6 separate regions of the Homo sapiens genome follow, and all the other regions are linked to region 3. The links are chromatin loops, found by intact Hi-C in ENCODE. Cell type or tissue: IMR-90. All regions are shown on one strand.

Region 1 (4,000 bases), 120 kb after region 3:
AAGGCTGTCTAATTGAGCTGATTTTCACTGCGCATAGCAGCGGGTTACTACTGCTGGGGGCCTGCAAGGAACAGTGGAGAATGTGATTCAAAATTGCTCCTCCAAATGACAAGTGAGGTCTGAGTCTGGCAGAATTGTGGCACAGGGACCTATTTCATTTGCTATGACTCCCACCAATCAGGTGAGCAATTCTTCTCCCTTTGGTGAGCATATGGGGGTGAGAGTGGCATCCAATGTCATTCACCATTTATCAAGGCAAGGAAAGAAGCCCTGGTTTTACTGTACAGTGCCTAAAAAATAAAGCATCTAGAAAAGCTAAATATTATATCGGCCTAATGTGCACTCTATGAGTAGAGGCTTGTCTGCTTTTCATTTTGAGGTCTTCTGAGACTTCCTAACATGGCCAAGAAAACTCTTGGATATACTTTGGTGTTTGGGTTGTACCAAGCTTATAGTCCCGCTTGAAAATAATGGTATATTAGTTATCTATTGCTGCATAACCAATTACCCCTAAGGTTGGAGGCCTAATACAACAAAGATTCATGATCTCAAAGTTTCTGAGTCAGGAATTCAAGAGCAGCTTAGCTGGTGGCTATGGCCTAGGGTCTCTCATGAGGTTGCAGTTAAGACTTGACAACGTTGCAGTTTGCCTGAAGGGCTTAACTGGGGTTAGGGGATCTGTTTGCAAGATGGCTCACTCACATGGCCATTGGCAAGAAGCCTCGGTTCCTCACTGACAACTAGCAGGAGGCCTCAGCTGCTCTGCATGTAGCACCCTCCATGGGATGGTTTTGCGTCCTCATGATACAGCAGATGTCCTCCCTCAGAGCAAGTGATCTAGGAGAGACAGCAAGATGGAAGATGCAGTATCTTCCAGGATCAATTGTTGTAAATCATACTTCATCACTTTTGCCATATAATATTTTTTAGAGGTAAGTCACTAAAAATAGTCCACACTTGAAAGGAATTAAGCTCCATTTTTTAAAGGAAAGTATATTAAATAATTTGTGAGCATATTTTATTTAAAGCTACTCACCACAAGTGGGATGGCCACTGGAGTCTGGAGAGTTTCAAACTGTAACTCCTTGAATTCAGCTGGAGTCAGTATAGCATAGCAGAGCAGGGTGAGATTCAGGTTCCAATGGACTCAAGGGTGCGACCTGGCCAAGACGAGCTCCTGGGAGTGCCACCTGTGCCATCTCGCAAACCCCACACTCAGAACGACTTCATCTTTGGTTTAATACTCTGTTGCCATCTTGAAATTAAAATTCTTGGTAATTCTTAGTAATTTTGTCTTTGTATCTGTGTTTTGTAAGTGAAGTCCAACGATACCATGGAGCATGTGCAGGAGCAGAGGAGATAGCAACAATAAAAGCGTTTACTGCCATTTCTTGCTGTCCTATTTGCATATAGTGTTCATAAAATCCCATGAGCACGGGATTCCGATGAGTCTACATTGCATGGGAGCTCAGAAGGGACTCAAAGCAAGCACACGGTAAGCATGTTATGTGTACAACTAAGGATGTGGGGACCACACCACTGACAGTCCCAGGAGGCCACATTTTCCATTCAAGCCAGAAAGAGGGCAAGGACATTCTAAGAAACAAGAATTAGCAAGGGACTCTGTCATATCCTTTATTACTCATGTTACTTCCTCTATTAGTCAACCACTTGCACTGAAAATGATACCATAGAAGGAAAGAGAAAGATAGGGCAAACCATAGTGCCTTTTCTTTTCAGTCCTCTTACTCATCAGTAAGTCAAAGGTAGAGAGTGTTGATAGAATGTGCATATTATTAAGAAGAAAAGTACAAATACTTGAACTGGTTTCGTGCAGTGTTTACAGTGTTCTGATAAGAGCAAAATATATATGCGTGTACAAGCTATGAAGTATAAATTGTGTGATTTCGGTAATCTCATAGGAATGAAATACTCTTAGTTTGCATTTAAAAGTGTCATTGCACAATATCAAGATGAATGGTAAATCTATGCTAGTAATTTATCATTTCAATTTTTCTTTATTTAGAACATGAAATAGCAAATTGAAAAACAACACGACCATGACAAGTCAAGGGAGACTGTGAAAGAAATAAAAAAGCTTTATATTTTACTACCTCTAATGACAGTTTTCCCCTGCCTTTTATTTCAAAAACACATTCAGTCTGTAGCATAGAATGAGGTTATGTAACCTTGAACAGTAATAGAAATGATCAAAATACAAAGGCATGGTAATTTATAGGGAGCTGAGTGTAAAACATAAAAAACAGCATTCTCAAGTCGTTTTTTCAGAAGTCCATAGGTGTTGCTTATAAAATAGAGACTACAAAGCCTTGAAGAAAACAGGTTCACAGGAGCAAGATATGGTTCAAGCTGAGAGTCCTCTGCCAAATCAGGGGGGTTGGTAAAATCTAGGGAGAGAACGATTCTAATTTCAAGAAGAAAAGCACTAGACAGAAAAAAGGAACTGAGAAACTGAGAAGCAGAAGTATTACGTTGATGCAAAAGTAACTGCGGTTTTTGCGGTTACTTTTAGTGACAAAAATCGCAATTACTTTTGCACCAACCTAATACATATAGTAGGCCCAAGGCAGTGGATCTGGTGTACAGATATTAGAGATGGATTGAAGGGAGAAAGGGGCAGAAAAAGAGACAACCAAATAGCTTAGACACATACTCCTAAGGCCAGAGCCTGGGCACCAGTAGCAGGGCTGAGTGATGTGGCCATGATCTTCAACTCAAAGAATGTTCAAAGTAGGAGGGACCCCAGAACTCATCTAATTCAAACCACTTATTATCAGTGGGATAAAATGAGGCACAAAAAGGGACATGACTTATCCAAAACTATGGAATTTGTAACAGAAGATAATATTTTAATTTATGCCTTTTCTGCTGTATCACAAAGTCAATTTATAGGTCAGATGGGAATACCTAGGATCTATACTAGAATATGTCTTTCTCCCCTAGAAAGAGAAAGTAGAAAGACGATCAGCTCCACTTGGAAATAGCAATTATGGTAAAAGAACTAGCTCAAAATCCCACACCCAAATTAACATCTGGTTCTCCAGCACTCACGAAGTTTAAGGCATGTGCTGGGTACAAGGAAAAAGCTCTAGGCTCCAAGATTGTTTTCCTGCTAGACTGGCCCCTAAGGGTCAGGGACCAAATCTGATTTACCTTTCCATCTCTAACACCTGGATAATAGTCGTCTTTGACTATTTATTTTCAATAAGTAATTATTTTATTCCTAGGGTCCCTTGCATTTCTATTCTCCTAATATTACATATAAATTCGCTGAGATAAGAGAAGTAAAGAGAGAAGTCAGTGATCACAGAGTGAATGAATTAAGAGCAGAATTCAAGTCTACCTTTCTTGGGCTCTTTCTCCTCACCATTGCTGTTGCTATTCCCTCCAAAGGATTAGGACAAAGGAAAGAGATGAAGCAAAAATGGATACAAAATTGAGTAATAATACAACAATTAAATAATCCGAAAATCAAAGTCTAGGAGAAAGATCTATGAACTGGAATATGAATATGTAGTAAGAGCTTCTTTAGAGTCTAAGGCTGGACTGTTCATAGGCACATTGGCATTTGCAGCATCTAAAACAAGGCTTGGCATATACCTCCCATTGCTACTAAAATAATAGATAGTATATCCTGTAGTTAGACTGTTCAGCAGCATATATCAAGTGCCAGCTTAGTGCTTCAAACTTGAGTTACATTGACAGAAGCCTTCAAAACAATATTGTGTGAGATAAACACAATGGTTGCAGTCTATGGTCTGAAATTCTTTTACTGTGGGAAGGCCAGTTTTAAAGATGATTTGAAGGTCAAATGAGGTCACCTTTAACATAATGTAGCATTTACTGGACTGCAGTGGTCAAGGGAAAACAAAGAGGTTTTTGGAGAACTTAGACATTGGAGAATAGTCATGCTCTTGGATGGCATTATCCAAAGACGGTGGCAGTTGAGTGGAATCCAATAACCACGCTACGAAAGAAC
Region 2 (4,000 bases), 230 kb after region 3:
GCCAAACAAAATTAACTCTCTCTTACCTCTCTCTCTCATCATCATTTCAAAAGAAAATAACTCGACTGATTCACATCAAATTTGGGTGGATATTTGGGACAGTCTGCTAAAATACAAGCTATGTTAATAACATGAAGTTTGCTTTGGGAGGCCCTGGGGAACTGGGAGATACTGTGCAGTCATCTTCAGAGCAGGTTCCAAGGGCTATGAATTCATAGAGAAATTAAGAGGATATAAACAGAGAAAACAATGCTTTAAAATGTGAGTCACCAAAGAAAAGTCACAGCCCAGGTGCTGATTTACCCATTAGAGCAACTACCCACAGTGCTGGGAGGGGTGCATGTGTCTGTGTGTGTAACATTTATTATGCACCATATTTTAGGCACTGTATAAAGCATGTTATATGAATTGTATCTAAGGAAGTTATATTATTATCAGGCCTATTTTACAGATAGGGGCAAAAAGGTTCAGAGAAGGTAATAGCTGTGTGAGCTTAGAGCAAGTTACTTAGGTAGAAAGCTAAAATTGGAAGCCCTTGCAGTCTGACTACTTCAGAGTCACTTTTTGAAGTTTGTACTAAAAAATATTACATTATGCAGCTCCTCTGCAACCCATCAGATGCTGCCTCAGTGGCAGTGCTAACCAGTCCAGGCTTACATGCTGGAGTCCGTGTTAAATTAACATCACACAGACATTCATTGTCTCTCATCTATACTGTCTACTAAGCCAGGAACACGGGCAAACACTGGGGTGATGGCTCAATATCAGAAGCCTTCCTATCATCTGTAATCTGACCTGTAGGGAGAAACATTCCAAATACAAGGTAGGAGCAATTTTAGTAGAATGAAAAGAGGAACTTTCCTCCCTAGAGGTCTGAGTGACATCAGAATGAATAAGCAAGGGGGATCATATCATCTACTTTCTAGGGGAACTTTAAAAATAGCAGCAGCCTCTTTCTGTGGACATGGTGGTAATACTATATCTGGGCCACTTTTGTATGCAACCCATCAATTCAGGAAGTAAATGCAGTTTACATTTATACTGCACAAAGTCAAAGCAATTTGATAATTTTCAGCTTAACCAGTAAATTTCGATGGCAGATAATTCACATCCTAATCTGGATGGTAGAGCTCTAATTATTTAGTTTAGTTGTCTAGAGTGATCAACCCCAATGTAATGCCACAGTTGCTTTTCCACATTGTCCGAGGCAGTAGAAAGAACGGGGTGACAGCTTACTCATGCATTCATTCATTAGGCACCTTCTACTTTCTAGACATGATGGTAGGCACTGGAATTGCAGGATTAATAAGATGTGTTTCTCATCCTTGAGAAGCTTGCAGCTTAATGGGCTGGGTTCTAGTCCCGGCTGTAATCTGAATAGCTACATGTTCTGTACAGGCGACTTCAAATGACTTGACCTCTTTTCTGGCTCTCACCCCCAGTGTGATACCCGAGGAAATTATATTAAGACTCTTTGTTAGGAATGGGCCCCAGTTTACACTGCCATACACTATTGATGTCATCTGTCGACAAATCTTTGCTAGTATCTTCCATGTACCACATAGTGTGCTTTGCAGAGATAATTTGTCAAGGACATGACCCCTTTATGAAGATTATGGTCCTGTGGGAGAGAAGAACATTAAGGTGGAGAGTAAAATACTATGAGGCCTGCTGTTGCATTGTAGGGTAGACAGGAGGCGCTGTGGTAGGGCCAGGGAATAGTATCCTTGGAGCAAAACTAGGTTGGGTTTTAGAGATTAAGTGGCAGTTAGTCATCCGATTGCGGGAACAGGGGAAAAGATTCCAAGCAAAGGGAAGATCTGAGCAAAGATCAGGAGGCAAGAGGGAAGATTTGTGTTTTAGAGAATTACAACCAGGTTAATATTATTGAAGGTAGAGGTAGGGAAGAAAAGAAGAAGGTGGGAAGAGGAAGGCAGGCAGGGAAAGGGGGTGCAGGGTAGATGGGCAGAATGAGAGAGGAAAGGGAGGGGAGAGGAGAGGAAGGGAGGGAAGAGGAGGGAAGGGAGAAAATGGGAATATGGAAAGGATAGAGAGGCAAAATAGAAAGGAAAAATGGGGACCAGATTATAAAGAACTTTGTGACCCATGCTTAGGAGTTTGGACTTGAACTTGGGGAAATCAGAGGTCACAGAAGGCCTTAAACAACAGAAGAATGCTGAAGTTGGAAGTGAGTTTTACAGTACAACACGTGGAACACCTATTGCAGAGGAATCAGGAAGAGCAGGCCAGAGGTTGGTTGATCTGAGGCTTAATGAAAAGCCTTTCTTCCCTCCCTTCCTTCCTCCCTCCCTCCGTCCCTTCCTTCCTTCCTTCCTCCCATCCTTGCCTCTCTTCTCCCTTCCCCCTCTTTTTCTGTCCCCTCTCTCTCTTCTTCTGTCTTCCCTTTCTTCCGTTTTCCTCTACTCTCCTCTTCCTTTGGGTGTTGGGGAAGCCATGGAAACTTCTGAAGCTTGACAGGCAGGAAGGAATGCTGTGTGGATGCTCCATGGCTCTGAACCCAACAGAAGTGGTTTTGTGACTGTATAAGGAGCTGGTGACATCCATTCCTGCTGAAATTCCTCATGATTAAGACCAAGCTCCAGCCCATAAGAAGGCAGGGACTGCCGGGAAGTGACTCAGCAAGGGTGGCACAGATGATACCAGATTCTAAGAATCTAAACTATGTGGTTTGACGGAGCACCCTTGACTACTAAGCTGTTCTCTTCTTTCCTTCTGTGGCTTTGGCCTAGAAGAGGGTGTCAGGTTTGGTTATATCCATCCTCAAACTCTGTAGAATAGTTGTACAGGGCCCTATGAGCTCCCTGTAACCCTGTAACTCTAAGCCTAAAGGCCTGAGCTAAAGGCATAGTCAAGGTATTTACAATACAAAGCAAGGAGAACCAAGGGGGAGCTAAACACCACAGGCTTTACTTGAATAAATGAGGAGATCTCATTATACAATCTCCCTATATGAGTAAGAAAATTGAGTACCTGAATAATTAAAAGATAAGACCAGGAAGTATCAGTAAGGGTGAGCTTCATCTTGAAGTGATGGTCAAGAATGAAGGATCCCAGGCCAGACTGCCTTGGTTAGAATCCTGATTCCACCACTAATGAGGTGTGCAACTGGGGGGAAGTCATATCATCTCTCCATGCCTTGATTTCCCCATCTGTACAATGGGAATAATAATAGTCCCTATCTCACTGGGTTGCTGAAAGAATTAAATGAGTTAATACTTGAAAAGTACTTCAAAATAGCTCTTGGCACATAACAAATGTTTATAAAGTGTTTTGTTAAATGAACTGAAGAAAATCATCTTTCCCTTTTCAAATAAGTTGTGTAGGCCCTACACTGTAGGGTAACCTGGACATCTTTTCAGTTCTAGGTGAAGGAGGCCTGAAAATAGAGAGCTACATGTGCCCATGGGTAAATATTAATTGTGATCCAGCAGACAGATGTCTTTCTACTATTATGTCTTTGTAATAAAGAATCTGAACAAAGAAACTGAAGACAAAGAGAGAGATTTTTTCTTTAAACCCTTAGACCTCAGGCTGAAATTAATATGTTTAGATTAGCAGATAGTAATGCAATTTCTAAAAGTAAACTTGAGGGGAAAAATATCAAGAGACCTAGCATTGTGTGGTTAAGAGAAGAAAAAGTGAAATAAAAATAACTCCATACCCTCATGCAACCCCACACAGGCAGACAACATTATCCAGACAGGGGATAAGTCTGTCCCTGTGTCAACCCTTTAGAAGTTAAGGCTCTCTCCTAAGCTTGAGCCAACCCAGCCAGGTATCTCTCTGGCTTAGACTTCCATGATAGCTACAGGGAGCGGGATAAGTTGACACTTTTCCTTCAAGTTCTGCTCTGCTGTTCCTTCTAGGAAGACCAAATTCACAGCCAAGCTCCCTAAGATCTAGTCCAAAGCCTGAGCCAGCAGGAAACAATTCTTATTTCAGATTTCCAGCTACTGAAATGGTGTGTCTTCCCTAGGCT
Region 3 (4,000 bases):
ATCCTAAAGGAACCACCCTTATTTCAGTGAGAGGCTATAAATGCAGAAGCCACACTCTATTAAGGAATCTAAAGATCCTTATGTGTGAGACTAAGCAATATTTTTTTACAAATGGAGAAGATATGGCTTTAATTTTTGTAGTCTTTAAGAATGTTGGCCTTTAATTTCTTTAGATTATAATACTAAAAGGGATTTGAATTTTGGACTTGATTGCTCTCTGGGAGTTTAATATTAGGAGATAGTTCAAATTCAAACTTGAGTTATTCTTATTGCACTGACATTGTATTTTAGGTTGTATTGGTATTATTTGGGTGTGGTGTATAACTTCTGATGAATTCTATTGGGCATCTTGGCCAGTGACAATCTGAGATAATATATAGAATAAGGAATACATTTCAAGCCTAGAGTATTTACTTAATACTTAGGTAAATACTTGTCTAAGTATTAAGAGTTTTAAGTATTAGAGTTTACCAGGGCAAAGATTAAACTGTACACCATGATCCAGACAGTATACACAAGGAAGAGGGGGTTGACATGGAGAGAGAAACCTCACAAAGGCAGGAGTAGGACTGCCCTGAGACTACCCAAGGGAACAGCCTAAGCCCTGGTAGACCACTAGTCTAATTACAACCTAATAGTTTAAGAAAACAGAATCTTGAGAGTGTTAGAGGAGACCTTCTGTATTCTTCATGTTTTCAGAAAGGGAGAAGATTTCCACTACTCTACCCAGCAAGAAAAAGTTGGGAAGAACGCGCCTCTCTTTGCCCACCCCATCGTGTTTGTGCGATTGGGTTTCAAGGTTTAGAAACCTGTGGCTCAGTCCCATCTGAGTTGTTGTTTTCCTACATCTGCCCTTGTCCTTTCTTCCCTACTGAGCTCATGGAGGTTAGGGGTCAGTTTTACGTACTTCCTGGAGGCTCTTTAGAGCACTGACTTCTTCTTTCCTGACTCCTGTAGCCTAATGGATATGAGAGAGGGACTCTGGGTTAGAGAGGCTTCTCTGCAGACTCTCTCACTCCCTTGAGAAGAGGCCCCAAGGTCTAAATCTGGGAATTGAGAATTCCTTTCTGGCCATGGGCCCACACCAATAGTTTCAAAAATGGATTTATTTGCCATAATGCTGATATTTTGATTTTCCTATTATCTGACTCCTTGATTCCAAAGTTGAAGTGGTGGTGGTAATGAGAGAGATGAGATGAATTATCACCTCTAAATTCTCAACAAGTATTAGCAAAAGAAACACTCACTGATGCAGTAAAAGTTTCCCCGGAAGGATCTGACAAACCCCGCTTCCAGGGCAAAGCCAGGACTGTTGGGGAAGAACAGAGTTGCAGAAGAGAGTGAGGGATCCTTAGAGAAAGAAAGATGGATTTTACCATGTCCCCTGGGGGTGGATTCTGTACAGACTAATAGATAACTCAATAAGAAAAGCCAACAAACACTTTGGACCACAGTCTGGAGCAACGTGTTTTCTGTAGGTGTCTAATAATAACATTTTCTTCCTGGTGATGTACTGCACCATCACAGCTTCCTAAACATCATGGGAATTATTAAGGGGAGGCATACATATGAGACATTTAGGAAACATCTATTGAATACATACATGACAGCGAGGATTTCTATCTCATAGACTTAATAAGAGATCCAGCACACTAAAGGGACACTTTGAGGAAAAAAGGGCAAAACCAAAATCCTATCTCGTCAATCTGAAAAAATTATACATGGGAGTCACATAAGCACTTAGCAGAAATAAGCAAATGTGGAAGGAAGTACTACCAATAGAAGATCATTGGAAAGGGGGAAAATAAATAAATATATAAAATATATTCATGTATATGTAGTATATAAATATATACATAATATTATATATAATGTCCCTCTTAAATAACTTGATACCTTCATATTAAATGACATATCCATATTAAAGTCTTTTTTCTAAATTGTTTCATCACAATTTTAAACTAAGCCTGAGGAAAATGCCCTAGAATGACCCTGGTGAAACTACAAATAAAGGAAAATTCAAAGTATTTCCCTTGTGTTAAATGGAAAATTGTTAGGGATGAAGATGCCAGATTGAAAGATGAAAAGAGAAAAAAAATCTAATCAGGAAATGCAAAAGCTAAGGTTTTAGCAAATTAGCTCACCCTGATGACTCATCCCAGATGTATTAAGTTCACATTTAACAGCCTCTTCATTGAAGATACAAAATACCATCTGTCTGTTGCCGATGAGTTAATGTTAGTCTCAAAGCCTTAAAGTTCACATTTCCTAATTCTTTTGTTTGGAAATAAATAACCTTTATGTTGCAGTGGGAATGTAATTTTTCTTTCTTTTTTTTTTTTTTTTTTGCCCAATTGAGAGGAATAAATACAAAAATTCCAAAACGAAGCTCTCAGGTTGTGAAATGTTCTGTGGGTCAAAGACGCCTGGCTCTGTGTACAAGCTGCCTCGCCTGGATCCATCCCTGGGATTCTTTTTAGGATTATGTTACTTGCCTCTTTAGCCAAATCTCAATTCTTCATTCAAGTTGGGCCCACATGCAAAGCTGAAATGGGAAATACCTGTCAGGCCTCAACCTTGATTCTCAGAAAATGCCTCCAAGGGCAAAATAATAGCCCTTCCATTTATTCCGACCCTCTTTCCTCAACAGCGTTTTTCTTTTTTAGTAGAAAAATGCTATTTGGCTTGTGCCACAATATTTGGCCTTGCACATTTTGGGCACTTCAAGTAGGAATAGGGAAATAATGAAGACGATTCACCGATAATCTTCTCTATACAAATACAAGAAGAATCATAAAAGGGAGAAAAAACTGGCTGTGCTTTTGAGATCCCAGGGACCAAACTATATATCATAAACACTGGATCTAATCCCAAGATTTGGTTTCAGTTCCAGCCCAGTCACTAAGTCACCAGTGACCATGGGGAAGTGACCTCATACCCTGGGCCCCAGTTTTTCCTTCTTCAAGTGATGGGAGAGGACTGAAATTGTCTAAGGCCATATATCCATTGCATTGATGCAGAATGCTTGGATTTAAAAAAAGAATTTTTTTTTTTTTTTTTTACAGACCCTCATGTTACTTGGTGAGCGTGGTGAGCTCAAGACAAATACTTTGAGAAATTTTGTTCCAGGCTCTCTACACTTAAATTCTTTGCATTCCAGGCCTCCCCAAATTAAGTCTCAATGTAGCTTTTCAATTTCTACTTCCACTTCTTCCCTGCTCCTGGACTTTTAGTTTCCTGCAAATATCTCTTATATTTCTTCTCCTTCTTTGTTCATGCTGTTCTCTCTACTATTCTTGCCTTCTACCTCTGCTTACCAAAATCCTACTTCAACCCGTAATCATGAATGTATTTTTTCAATATGTTCTTCCTGCTGTCCCTGGATTTTTCTTTCCTAGCAATTTAATGTATTAATATGTTCCTCCAATCCTGGGTTTCTTAACCTCAGCACAGTTGACATTTGAACCTGATACCTTTTGTTGGGGGGCGTTGTAGGGAGAGAGGGAGAGGCCTGTCCTGTGCATTGCAGGACATTTAGTGGCATTTCTGGCCTCTACCCATTAGATGCCAGTACTACTTCCCTCTCCCTAAGCAGTGACGAATGAAAATGTCTCCAGAGATTGCCAAATGTCCCCTGATGGGGTAAAATCACCCTTGGTTGAGATTCACTGCTCTAACCCTCTATTCTATCCATAGTATAAATGGGTTCAAAATCAGGCAGTCCTGAGTTTGAATCCTGGTTCCATCACTTGTTACTCTGTGACCTTGAGGAAGTTGCTTAACCTCTCTGAGCTTTAGTTTTCTTATGAATAACGTGAAGTGAACAGTTTCTGGCTAGCAGAATCGTTGTGTGGGTATGAGTTTTAGAAGAGATTCAGACATAGTTGGGATTGTTTGACGATCTTTGAGAAGTTGGTTGCAATGACCCTTAGGAGTTTTTAAGAGATACCTGCTTCTCAAGGAAGGACTTGAATGCTTAGCAACAACCACAACAAAATAT
Region 4 (4,000 bases), 370 kb before region 3:
AGAGTGAGAGAGCAGAAGTACGTGAGGTCTCTTGAAGTCTAAGTTCAGTAATGGCATGACATTACATTTGATCAAAGCAAGTCATAGATCAGTCCTGCAAAGTCACATGTTAAGGGCATGGATACAAGGAGGAGTGAAAAAGGGTGACCATTTTTACAACCTACCACTTGGGGGACACATTTTGACCTGATATTCAAAGCTCCTTCTAATGAGTTGAGCTGCTCAGCCGTGGGACAGATTGTCCTGCTGGCCATGGGCCTGCTGTAGAGGAAGGACTACCTCTCAGATGATCAGAATGGGACCACTGGGCTGCCAAAAGCCCTTCTGATTCCAAGTGTTTATTTACCAGGAAATTATTTTCACCTACCCAGAGTCGAAGATTTTCATAATTAAAGAATAGGAAAATTGGAATAATTTCCCAAATCCTTGACTGCCCCATTCATGGCCAAATTTCTTCACCCCCCACCCCCTGCCACCATTGCTGACCAGCCTCCTCTCTCTTCCATTCACTCATGTTGCACCCCCAAGTCCTGGCCTTGCCCACGTGTACCTCTGATCACATCCACCAACCTGTCTATGCTTAGTGTCTTGTTGGGGGTAGAGAGCAGAAGACAAAGGAGAAAGCATGCTCTTAAAGACAAAGGCTGCTGGACTCCGAATTTATATTATAGTCTCTAAAGAATGATGTGTGCTGGAGAAGAAAAAAGACACAGCACGTGCATATTTTTCAAAGAAATGCACACGTGCGGAGAGTGGAAAATTAAAGAAGCCAACAACCCAAACCGAAGTTGGTTCTGAAGGAGGGAGATATAAACTTGAGCTCCAGAGCTGGAGCCAAGACAGGAAGTGGGCTTGGCTTGCACGAGGTGCATATGCTGCATGGAAAACCACTCTACGCTGCTCAACTCCCTGTCTTCCTAATTCCCCTCAGCTTCCAGCCTCTGCTGACCCTGGGAACAATGCAGCACTGTGCTGAGACTGTGCCTTTTGTAATGGCCTGGGAGAGGAAGAAAGGAGAAACTGGTCTGGGCGTCTGCGTGTGTGAATCACCCGTGTCACATGGCCAGGCCGGCTGCAGCGTCTCCCCGGGTCTGCACAGGGCACACAGGGAGCATGGCCTGAGCCCATGCCTGGAGGCTGGTCAGCCAGCTGCAGAGTGCCCCACTCTGAACCACACAGCCAGGGAGAGGATGGAGAAGGGGGAAGGTCTGGTGCCATGAGGGCCTTGGAGGACATTCCTTGTTGCCGTGGGGGCAGGCTCTGGGCCCTGGATGTCCCCCGCAATCCCAGATCATTTGTGGAGATTGGGTCTGATGTTCGTGAAAGTCACAGACTTTTTGGTTCATCACTGAGACCTGCAGGACGCTGGCTTGTCTGTTGATTCAGGCAAGACACGTCTCCTTCAGTGTGGGGGCTTTCTCCAAGGACCAAAATATGTCCAGGGTATGGAGAAACCACCTTATTCTGGAGAAAAGAGGGTACAATGAGGTGGGCAGGAGCCAGGGCTGTTCTGTTTTCTAGAACCTTCTAAATCCTGGCTTTAGAGTCACAAGCAAGAGACGCTAAGGCAGGCTCCTCGGAGGGCAGGTTGGAAGATGGTTGGTGTCAGGACAAGAGGAAGATTCGGGCCAGACACCAAGAAAGGCCTGCGCTGTTTGAAGACAGAGCAGATTACTGAGGGTGGTTGCAGCACCCCCCCAATCCCTGTTTCTACTTGGAGAGGGCTTGCACTGCGTGGAGGCACGGGAATGGATCTGTGACCCTGGGCAGTCGGAATTAACCTGACCTGGCCAGCCGAGGTGCCTTCTCACAGACACCCTGCAGAGGGCAGTGTGGTACTGCGGGCAGGACTTTGTTGCCTCATCAACTTTTCTTTCCACCCTGCGGCCCTCCTAATCTTTTAAAATCAAAGCTGCTTAGACACAACCTGAGCGCTGCTTGAATGACATGGATTTAGCCTGGTGCTCTGGGCCCCCTTTGCTGAGGGAAGCCCTCCAGCCTTGGATGTGCTCAGAGAGCTTACCTAACTCTCCCCTCTGCCTGCTTCCAGGCCTTGGGGACAACAGCTAAAAGTGGCTGTGTAGATGGGCAGAATTTGGTTGTACATATGTAGAGCCTCAGGATTTTCAAAACACATTTTCATCTGCTCCTTGAACCCATTCTTAGAGGTGGATGGGATGCTCCGTTTTATAAGAGAGAATTGAGACCCAAAGAGAGGGGAAGTGACAGCTCACGGGGGCCCAGCTGATTCGAGGCAGAGACACGTGGGGGACCCTGGTCTTCTAACCCTCAGTCCAGTGCTCATTCTACCCCTTGCGAAGCCCCTGAAATGCAACCGGTGTCAGTCCCCTCCACCAGCCGACCTCCCCCTCTTTGTGGTTCTGTTTTCTCCCAGGTGAGGGGGGGTGAAGATGCCTCTGCTACTCCTAGATCCTTGAGCCACTCCCTGGCCAACTGTATGATCTCTGGTAAGTCCCCTCGCTGGGATTTGCTTTTCCTACCAGAACAATGAAGTTATTGGATCAGATGATCTCGAAGGTAGCTTGGAACCTTGACCTTTCCTGGTTCCATGTTTGGGCTGTGTCCCCAGTTACAAGTTATTTGGTCGAATTGAAGAATAGAACCTTGCAGGGTGGTGGGTGACAGATGCAAACTCCAGCTGTGAATCTGACCAGACTCTGTGCATTGAGCTGGTTGTTTTCATGTGGAGGGTGCAACCTTGTTCCCCAGGACTTGAGAGAGTCAGGTCAAACCACATGAGGACATTCTGCTTGCTGACAAATGGCATAGACGGTGGTGTCAGTGGATGTGAGTGACAGTCGTCAACTGTGCCCCACAGAGCTCCACACTGAGAGGCCGGTTGTCGGATGCTGGGGGGACAGTGCACTCTTCCAGGGCTGTGCTTCCTGCTCCATCTCCCTAGCAGCCCTTTGTATCCCCGGCAGTTGGGAGTCGGCACGAGCTCTGTTTCTGTGCTGGTTGCCTCAGCAGGTCTGCTGTTTTCCAGGAGGAGTGCATAGGAAAAAGAAAGAGCCAAACCCTTCAAGGCACACCCAGGGTCACAATTACAAGATATACTTTGGATGTGTGGGATGGGGAGGAGTGGAAGGACAGAGCAACATAGACAGAGCCTGAAAGTCAGAATTCCTTTTTGACATCATCAACCACCATTCATTGAGCACTGAGCATGTGCTAGGTACTATGTACCCACAACTGGGTACAACTCTTAATAATCTCATTTTACAGATGATGACATTGAGGCCCAGAGAAACTGTGTAACTAGTCCAAGATGGCACAGCTCAACAGAGGTAGAGTAGTGATGGCTAAGTGCACACCCTTAATTCCTCCTCTAGGCTCTATCCATCTCCCTGACTGAATTATCATCTTTATTATCTCACAAGAAATTAGGCATACCGCCTTAAAAGTAAGACTATGCTCATGAGTAAACTGAGGAAGAACATCTGCCATCTGTACTGTTCCCAGAAATCTGGGAGATGATCTGTTTTTCTTTCTATCTATCTATCTATCTATCTATCTATCTATCTATCTATCTATCTATCTATCTGCCATCTCTGAGTCTTCTCCAGGTATCCCACCAAGTAGGAAGTTGGCTATGATTTCCACATCCATACTCTTACATGTTCTTCTACGAAGTTCTGCAGAGTAGCAAGGGCTGGTGGTGTATTCCTGAGATGAGAAAGTAGAGACCCGGCAAAGGCTAGTGATTTACTCAAGGCCCCAGAGCTGGTTGGTGACTGGCCTAGAACAAGAACCCAGGTTTCCTGACTCCTGGTCATAGTGTCCTATTCACCATGAAAAGACTTCTGGGAAAAGAGATCTGACTTGGCCAGGGAGACCTGGGGATGCTGGCTTCCCAGCCATAGTGATCCTTGCCTGCAGGTGCTTTGAGTTCCTGGGGTTTCTGTGCTAATCTGTGCCCGGAGGCCCAGCCCTGCCAGGATCAGCCGAGGATTTGAGTCCTAATGCAGGTTCGGATGGG
Region 5 (4,000 bases), 170 kb before region 3:
TGTATGTGTGTGTGTAGTGTGTATGTGTGTGTGTTTATGAATGTGTTTTTGGTTTTATGCTGATCTGCTATTGTTGTCGTCATTGCTGCCAGTATTCCGGATGCAGATGCAGAGAGATAGAGGATCTACAAGTGACAGTTGGATATAGTTTTCAAATGACTAGTGTTGAAGATTGGATCCTGATAAAGGAAGTTTATCTCTTCTTGGCTTCCTGAATGTCAGAGTCGTGGGAACCTGTGAGCAGGTGACTGAGGGGGCAGATTCATCTCCTGACCTTGACAGCTTTAAGAATAGGAGAATCTCCCTACCCACTCAATATTTGCATCTATTTATAACAGGCAAGAGTCATTTCAAAGCAAGGCAAGGGCATTGCCAGGATGACCTTTGGAGGGCCCTTTTGGGATGAATCATCTGTGATATTGCCTCTTCAGCCACTATGGATGGGGAGTATGTATCATTATTTTAGGCACATGAAAACTGAGAATGCTACATAAATTCACATTATTGAACAAGAGTGGTTATGGTGACCTTGAATATTTTCACATTTACCCTTGCAATTTCCCTGTTCCTTCCCTATTTTTATTTATTTAAAATTATGGTCTTCTCTAGGAATGGAGATGTTTTATGTTGTGGGGAGTGGTCTAGAGGCAGGACCCTGAGCCCAGAGGAGCATGGAGAAGAGGGGAGGAGGTAAGGGCAGTTGGCTTCTTTCTGAACTTGGTGAGGACTGTGTGTTCTAGAGGGAACATTTTGGCCTTGTGAAAAAATAAAACCCAACACAGACATGTGGCAGCTCCCAACTAAGCGCCCATCCCTTAGAGGGCTACCAATCGAATGAACAGAGACCCCAGTTCTCTTTGAAACAGCGAGAGAAACAAGTTTATATTTATTTACATGACACCAAGACTCAGTTAACACAGAACTTAATTTCTTTGTGATGCTGAGGCCTGAGTTGTAAGATGCAGGTTAATTTCTTTTGTGTGTATTCTATGGAGAAGAGAGTCATAATGCTAGAGGAACAGTCTAAAACACATGGAATATTACTGGAAAGACACTTACAGATAGCTTTCCATCAAGAGAGAAAACTGGCATCCAGAGAAGTTAAACGACTTGTCCAAGAGCGTATGGGGTGTTAGTAGGAAAACTGGCCTGGAAGCTGGGAGACCTGAGTCTAGTGAAGCTTTATTGGTAATCCTAAACTGTAGTTTATCTTATATTCAAAACAGCTTTAAGAATTTCCTGAGTCTATAACTTAACTTCCAGATTCCAGATTCTCCCTCTCTCTGTCTATATATACATATATGCACACACACAAATACATATACACACATACAATAAAACATACAATATACACACACAATATAACTGAGATAGAATACTCCAAACTTCAAATTACCTACAGATAAGGGAGTAAACTCCCAGGCTCAAGGTGGTCTCCAGAGCAAGTGCTGGAGCAAAGACTCAGCCTGAAGATTGTTTGGAAAAGGAGAACGGTGCCTGGGGGCATTAGTGTCCAAAACCACAGACAAAATAACCTCCAGAAAGAGAACTTCGCACCTGACTGAGAAATAGCTTGAACAACTCACAGGCCAGGTAGCCTGAGGGCGCTGCTTCAGGATGCGAATGAAAGGGAGGGTTTGACTGCCCATGGGGCTGGGCTGGCCTGTGGAAAGGGCACTATTTCTGGAGGAGAGGGGGCCGCTTGGCAGCAGGGCTTCAGAGGCGTCTGAGTGGAGGGGAAGAACGAAGAAAGAGTGTCCTACCAAGCAAAAGTGGATCTCAAAGCTCAGAAGGCACACCAACCCCTCCCCCACAAAAGCTGCTGTCAGTGAAGAAACTACACTTTCCCATGCCAACAGAAGAGGGTGCTCTTGAACTAAGAAACATGGTCAGTCATCAAACGCCATGACTGCGCCTATCTACAACTGTATATTTAAACATCTAAAAATGAATAGAAAATGGCAGACGACACTCATACAAGGCCAATAACTTAAAAAAAAAAAACAGGAATTAAAACATTCCAGCAGATGAAAATGCTTCTACCGAAATCAAATATGAGGTGGAAGAAAACTGTAACAGAACACCCACACTGAATTGAATATCCTAAAACAAGCATGTGAAGATAGAAAACAAAAACCTTAAATCAGAAGTTTTAAGCTTTATAAAAGAAATACGACCAAAAAACCCTATTATTTTGTGAAAAACCCTATTTTTCAGGAAAATGCGAAATAAGAATTGAGTGAACTCAGGAAAGATATGGAAGGAAAAGACAAAATCATCTTAAAAATAAAGGCCAAGTTATAAAGTACCCATGGAAAAAGAGATTTGACTGAAAATATGAAACAGTGAGGAAAGCCATGAAAAAAGGGAATAAAAATAAAATAAGGAACAAAGCAAAAGAGATCAGAGAGAAAATAATTGATAGAAGAAGGCCATTACAATAGAAAACCACTAGTATTTAAAACCACAGACTAAGAGAAATGTCTGAAATTAAAAGAAAACTTGAATCTGCATCTTTAAAGGCTCCTCAGTATCCCTGGGAAAATAAACCTGGAATGGTGAAGTCCAAGACATATACTAGGAAAATATTGTAATTTAAAGATAAAGAAAAAATTTTTCTAGATCTCCAGGCAAAAGTATCAAATCACTTACATAGGAAAGAAAATCGGACTTCTCATCTAAAGTAAAAGAATAACACAGTCACATCTTCAGGAAACTAAAGGAACTGTGGAATAGCTTTTATGTAGATGAGCTAAGCTTCAAGTATCAAGCGATTTTCTATGTGCAGAACCCCAGAGAACACTGCAATCACTATCCAACTTTAATGGTCCTACTATAGAAAAAACATCATTTAACCAAGATAGGACCTGGACCTGAAGAACTCTGGAAAATGGACTGTGTGAGCATTGAATATATTTCAATGTAAATCTGTAACTTAAACAAGGACAGAGTCATGGGGGGAAGAACAGTTCAACTGTTATATGTGGTGACAAAACTGAAGTGACCTATTGTTGCATAGACAATAGGTGGGAATGAAGAATATAATTTGAAGCAAATAAAACACTAAGTAGCAGAGTAAATGTGAGAAAAGAGACTAAGGGCATTATAATAGGTAGTGGCAAAAAGGTAAGCACTGCAACAAAGATATTAATCTTCCTAGATATCAAAAAATAAATATCACATGAAATAAACCACACTGAGAAAGAAAAATTATATACATAATTTTACACAGAATACAAGTTGAGACCATGTACATCAGTCATATTACTAAATTATATTTATTATATTATAATTTATTGATAAGCTTATTAATAAATTACATAAATCCCCAATTAAAAATATTTTCAAATTGACTCATACAGCAAAACTCAATTCTGTGAGATACATTTGAGACACACCTACAATAAAGTGATTCAGAAAGACTAAGAATAAAGAGGTATTCCAGACAAATGGAAACCGTAAAATAAAGACACTCAAATCTAATCAACATAATTCATAAGGTAGACATTATAGATATATATGAAACCTCCACTCTTGCTAATATTGGGAATATACTCTCTTCTTAAGCACAAATAGAATGTTCACAGAAATTGACCTCATGTTGAGTAACTGTCTTCCTCTAGGCTGCTATAGCAGAATATCAGAGACTGGGTGGCTTAGAAACAACAAAAGTTTACTTCTCACAGTTTTAGAGACTAAGAAGTCTAAGATCAAGGTGCCAGCAGATTTGGTGTCTGTTGAAGACCTACCTCCTCATTCATAGACAACACCTTCTTGCTGTGTCCTCACATAGTGACAGGGACTAGCTAGCTCTCTGGGGTCTCTTTTATAAGGGCACTAATCCCACTTATAAGGGTAGATATCTGATGGCCTGATCACCTCCCAAAGGCCCCACCTCCTAATGCCACCACCTTGGGAATTAGGATTTCAATTCAATGTGAATTTTAGGGGGACATAAGCATTCAGCCCATTGTAGTCACAAAGAAAGTTTTTGAGTGAG
Region 6 (4,000 bases), 61 kb after region 3:
TCTTGGGGCAATCCAGATGCAAGCTGGGTACAGGGCTGGAAAGTGAGTGGTCGTGTTTATTACAAGGCCTAAAATTTCATGTGCTGCCTTGACGTGTTTTAGCTTCACAGGACCCAAAAAGGCCTAACTGTGAATTCTCCTGGTCTTGTAACATATACCCCTTCACTCACCTCTCATGTAGACCAGCTGCACACCACGTGGCCTTCAACCTAGTGAATTTTAGTTCCCTGCAAGCCTACAAAAGTATTCAGACAAACCAACTACTTCCTCCAGTGGGAATCAGGGGGCACTTCACCCTCTTGTTACTGCAGAGTCGGCCTCCTACAGCCTCTGCTTGCTCACTCTATTCCCAAGTGCAATCTCCATGTGGCCCTGCAAGGCATTTGGCATCCTCCTCCTGTGAGCTGTGAGTAAATGTGACTACTAAACTGCTGTTAATCTCATCTGTCCATTGTTGGGTATCATGTTCAGCCATCTCATTCTGTGTAGGGTGGGGAATCTCTCCCTCACAAATGGGGTGAACAAGAAGTGATCAAAATGGGGTGTCACCCTGGGTTTTTGAAGCAGTGACTATTTACCAACCAGTAAAGAAGTAGTTCGGTCTTTTAACAATCAGCACATCTGTATTTGAACCAGTATGGTTGTGATGTGATTAGATCATTCATCAGGGTGGATCCCTTCTGAATGGCCTAGTACCATCCCTTTGGTGATAACTGAGTTGTGGCTCTGAGTTCATGCAAGATCTGGTTGTTGTTTAAAAGAGCATGGAACACTTGCCCTCTGACTCCACCCCTGCTTTTGCCATGTGATGCACCTGCACCCCCTTCACCTTCCACCATGATTTTAAACTTCTGGGGGCCCTCACCAGAAAAAGATGCTGGCACCATGCTTCCTATACAGCCTGTGGAACCATGAGCCAATTAAATCTCTTTTCTTTATAAATCACCCAGCCTCAGGTATCCCTTTATAGCCATACAAACAGATTAGCACAGAGCCCAGTAATTTATTCCTTATAGAGATGTCTAGAACAGTGCACTTTTAAACAAATGTGGTAGCCTCCCTAGTTCATTCTGTCCAGGCCACCGCTAAAGCATTGGGATCCGTTCAGCATTCCTAACTGAAGAGTGACAGTTTCCAATCCAAGAAATTTAGAGGAGAGGAGTAGCAGGAACTCCAAATCACATCACAACCATACTGGTTCAAAGAGCAAACTTGTCAAGTGCTTGGCTTCTAGCCCCACTCAGGAGTAATTATTTCAGTAAAAACAAATGGAACTTGCAAATAAAAGACATTGATATCATCATCATGATTAGTAACATTTTCAGATGTACTCACATTAACTCCTTGACATTGTTGTCGACTCTGAGGTAGGCGATGCAATTTTTATTTTTATTAACACACCAGCATCCTGCATTGTGTTACTGTGCCAAGTCACACATCAGAAAGATTCTGACTCCAGGTCTCCCATTAGGTGAATGTCCTCTTTCAACGAGGAAAAGCATCATCCCTGCTGGATGGACCTCTCTTTTTTAAACCAGCAGTCTGCTCAGTTTTAGTGAAATGCAGGGGTTTATACTGAAAGCAGGTGCTGAATTCCAAGTGAAGGCAGACATTGTCAACAGTGCTCTGACTAAGAGCTGGACAATGTGAAGCCTGTCCCAGGCTTTGGCACTAACCAGCTGTGGACACGTCATGCCTCTCACTGTAAAATGAAGAGTCTGCAAAGGATGACGTCTGAGGTGCCTTCCAGCCCTGCCATCCCGAGGTTATGATGGTGTGATGGGGTCAGGGCTGGTCCTGACTTCCCTTCCCAGTCAGCTGGTGAACGGGATGTGAGCTCACAGGGAGGAACACACAGGAAGGCTTTGGGTGGAGTGTGCCTTCTAACATACATTAGAATACAGAATAATCTCACATCTTCCCATAAGTTGTAGTGAGTCACCAGGGCGAGCTGTGGAGCATTTTTCTCTGGTGTCTTCCAAACTGTAGACTATTTCCCACATTTAAGACCTGTGAAAAAATAAAATAAAATAATTTATGTATACACCATGTGGGAAAAGCTGGGTGAAATAGGCACTGCCCACCCACCACTTACGGAAATGTATGCTGGAGCCATCTCATTGAAGGGCAATTGTCAACATCCATCAAAAGGACAAGCACATATTCCTCTGACTCCGCAATTCCTCATTACGATGGACTAAATGTTTACATTGCTTCATAACTCATGTGTTAAAATCCTAACCCCCAGGGTGATGGTGTTAGGAGCTAGGGACTCTGGGAGGTGATTGGGGGCTCTGAGCGAGGAGCCCTAGTGATTTGGATTAGTGCCCTTAATAAAAGAGGCCCCAGGGAGAGTGTCACCCCTCCACCACCTGAGGATACGGCAAGAAGGTTTACCAAACCCTGAATATGCTGGTGCATTGATCTTGAACTTCCCAGCCTCTAGAATTCTGAGGAATACATTTCTATTGTTTACAAGCCACTCAGTTTATGATATTTTGTTACATCAGCCCTAATGGATTAAGACACTCATCCTGGAAATTATCTGACATTATACCAACATACAAATTATGTCACTCAAATAAATGACTGGATAAATAAATAAATGGGGGAGAAAAGACAAATCTCTTATGCAAAAAGTTTTCAAATAATTTGTGCAGTTATTCTTAAGGAGATAGAGCATAAATCCCACTTCTGAAGTGTAGACTGTACCTAGTGCCTTCCTTCCAAAGAGTGTGCAAAGAGAGAAAAAAAAGTAACTTCATAGTGAAGAAACCTAGCAAACACCTTCAGTCAGGTGATCAAGGTTAATATCCAGTGGTAAGTCATACTGACAGCATGTACCTTTGATACGAAAAATGGCAGTTTACCTCTGTGTGAACCCATAACCTTAGTCTAACGGTGTGAAAACCTCAGGACAATCCCAGCCAAGGAGCATTCTACAAAATACCTGACAGCATTCCTCAAATTTGTCAAGGTCATCAAAAACAAGGAAAATCTGATAAACTGTTAGAGCCGAGAGACTCCTAAGGAGACGCAACAACTAAATGAACTGTAGTGTTGTGGAAGTAATCTTGCAACAGGAAAATGACATGAGGTAAATACAAAGAACATCTGAGTAAAGTACAAACTTTCATTAAATATAATGTGTCAATATTGGCTTATTAATTGCAACAAATGCACCTTACTAATGTTAAGCTATTATTATTAGAGGAACGTGGTGTGTGTGTGTGTGTGTGTGTGTGTAGGGGGTTAATAGGAACTCTCTATTCTACTTTTGCAATTTTTTATAAATTTAAAGCTATTCTAAAACAGAAGGTTTACTTAAAACAAAAGCCAGTGTAGAGCAATATGCTTTGCATATTCGCTCTTGTATTTTTTAAAAGGAATAATAAGAGACAGAAAATAAACCTCTCTGGAAAAAATACGCAAAACTAGAAAGGAACTGAATACATAAGGCTTTTTACAGTATTCCCTTTTGTATATTCTGAATATTATTCTGTGGGGATATATTATCTATTGTGTAAAAGTTACATGTGAAAATTAATAAAGATCTCAATTAAAAAACCATCCCTTATACTGGCACAAAGAGAGAGGTAATGACCTCAGAGACTCCGTACAGACTCAGGGTTGTGAACCTAACTGTGGTACTCCAATCCAGTGGACTCTCACAGATGAGAGGGTAACTAGGAAGATGTGTCCATATGGCAGGTGCTTTACGCAAAAGAAAATCAGCACAGAGAGTAAGTTGTCAGAAAAGGTCACAGAGCTTCAGAGCTTTCATGAGATCAAGACATATAGGCCTGAGCATCTGGAGAAGGGAGTTGAGGGACCAGAGGGAAGGAGCAAGGTGAGATTTAAAACAACCAGACTACAGCCAGTGCAGCTGGTCCAGATGGTCCCTACCTGTTCAAGCTTCCTCAGGCTCCTGTCCCCAGGAAGGGATGTGATGAGAGTGTTAATTGAAAATAAGGACTTGGATGCAGAAAAAGAAAATGCC

The links. Peaks named below come from ENCODE experiments on the same cell type or tissue, not always from the same donor. Only the 100,000 strongest peaks of a DNase experiment are listed, where the experiment ranks them.
Region 1: it touches region 3 in a loop (4-fold over the local background); 4 of 110 quality-filtered maps call a loop at or near these places.
Region 2: it touches region 3 in a loop (3-fold over the local background); 3 of 110 quality-filtered maps call a loop at or near these places.
Region 4: a loop joins it to region 3, with 5 times the contacts of the local background. A loop is called at or near these places in 3 of 110 quality-filtered maps.
Region 5: a loop joins it to region 3, with 5 times the contacts of the local background. A loop is called at or near these places in 5 of 110 quality-filtered maps.
Region 6: a loop joins it to region 3, with 4 times the contacts of the local background. A loop is called at or near these places in 7 of 110 quality-filtered maps.

What each region holds. Positions count from the first base shown.
Region 1 is chr2:217,221,231-217,225,230 of GRCh38, reverse strand. No RefSeq gene overlaps it. Among named protein-coding and RNA genes, the nearest start is that of DIRC3-AS1, 60 kb to the left of the region's middle. RefSeq lists an enhancer at 669-1,868. In IMR-90, no CTCF peak of the experiment used is centred here; a DNase peak (open chromatin) is centred at 1,730; H3K27ac peaks cover 3,634 bases.
Region 2 is chr2:217,104,567-217,108,566 of GRCh38, reverse strand. No RefSeq gene overlaps it. Among named protein-coding and RNA genes, the nearest start is that of DIRC3-AS1, 180 kb to the left of the region's middle. RefSeq lists an enhancer at 2,002-3,201. In IMR-90, a CTCF peak has its summit at 1,691; DNase peaks (open chromatin) are centred at 1,746 and 2,626; H3K27ac peaks cover 3,197 bases.
Region 3 is chr2:217,336,893-217,340,892 of GRCh38, reverse strand. The region is part of intron 5 of DIRC3-AS1 (DIRC3 antisense RNA 1); the gene reads right to left. The region is part of intron 8 of DIRC3 (disrupted in renal carcinoma 3); the gene reads left to right. Among named protein-coding and RNA genes, the nearest start is that of DIRC3-AS1, 56 kb to the right of the region's middle. In IMR-90, no CTCF peak of the experiment used is centred here; a DNase peak (open chromatin) is centred at 2,182; H3K27ac peaks cover 2,870 bases.
Region 4 is chr2:217,711,497-217,715,496 of GRCh38, reverse strand. All of the region lies in intron 2 of DIRC3 (disrupted in renal carcinoma 3), which reads left to right. Among named protein-coding and RNA genes, the nearest start is that of DIRC3, 77 kb to the left of the region's middle. RefSeq lists an enhancer at 1,723-1,772. In IMR-90, a CTCF peak has its summit at 1,830 (motif pointing right); a DNase peak (open chromatin) is centred at 1,846; H3K27ac peaks cover 2,331 bases.
Region 5 is chr2:217,508,802-217,512,801 of GRCh38, reverse strand. The region is part of intron 2 of DIRC3 (disrupted in renal carcinoma 3); the gene reads left to right. Among named protein-coding and RNA genes, the nearest start is that of DIRC3-AS1, 230 kb to the right of the region's middle. RefSeq lists a silencer at 1,847-1,936. In IMR-90, a CTCF peak has its summit at 1,867 (motif pointing right); a DNase peak (open chromatin) is centred at 1,891; H3K27ac peaks cover 2,565 bases.
Region 6 is chr2:217,275,608-217,279,607 of GRCh38, reverse strand. No RefSeq gene overlaps it. Among named protein-coding and RNA genes, the nearest start is that of DIRC3-AS1, 5.1 kb to the left of the region's middle. In IMR-90, no CTCF peak of the experiment used is centred here; DNase peaks (open chromatin) are centred at 347 and 1,737; H3K4me3 peaks cover 928 bases; H3K27ac peaks cover 3,294 bases.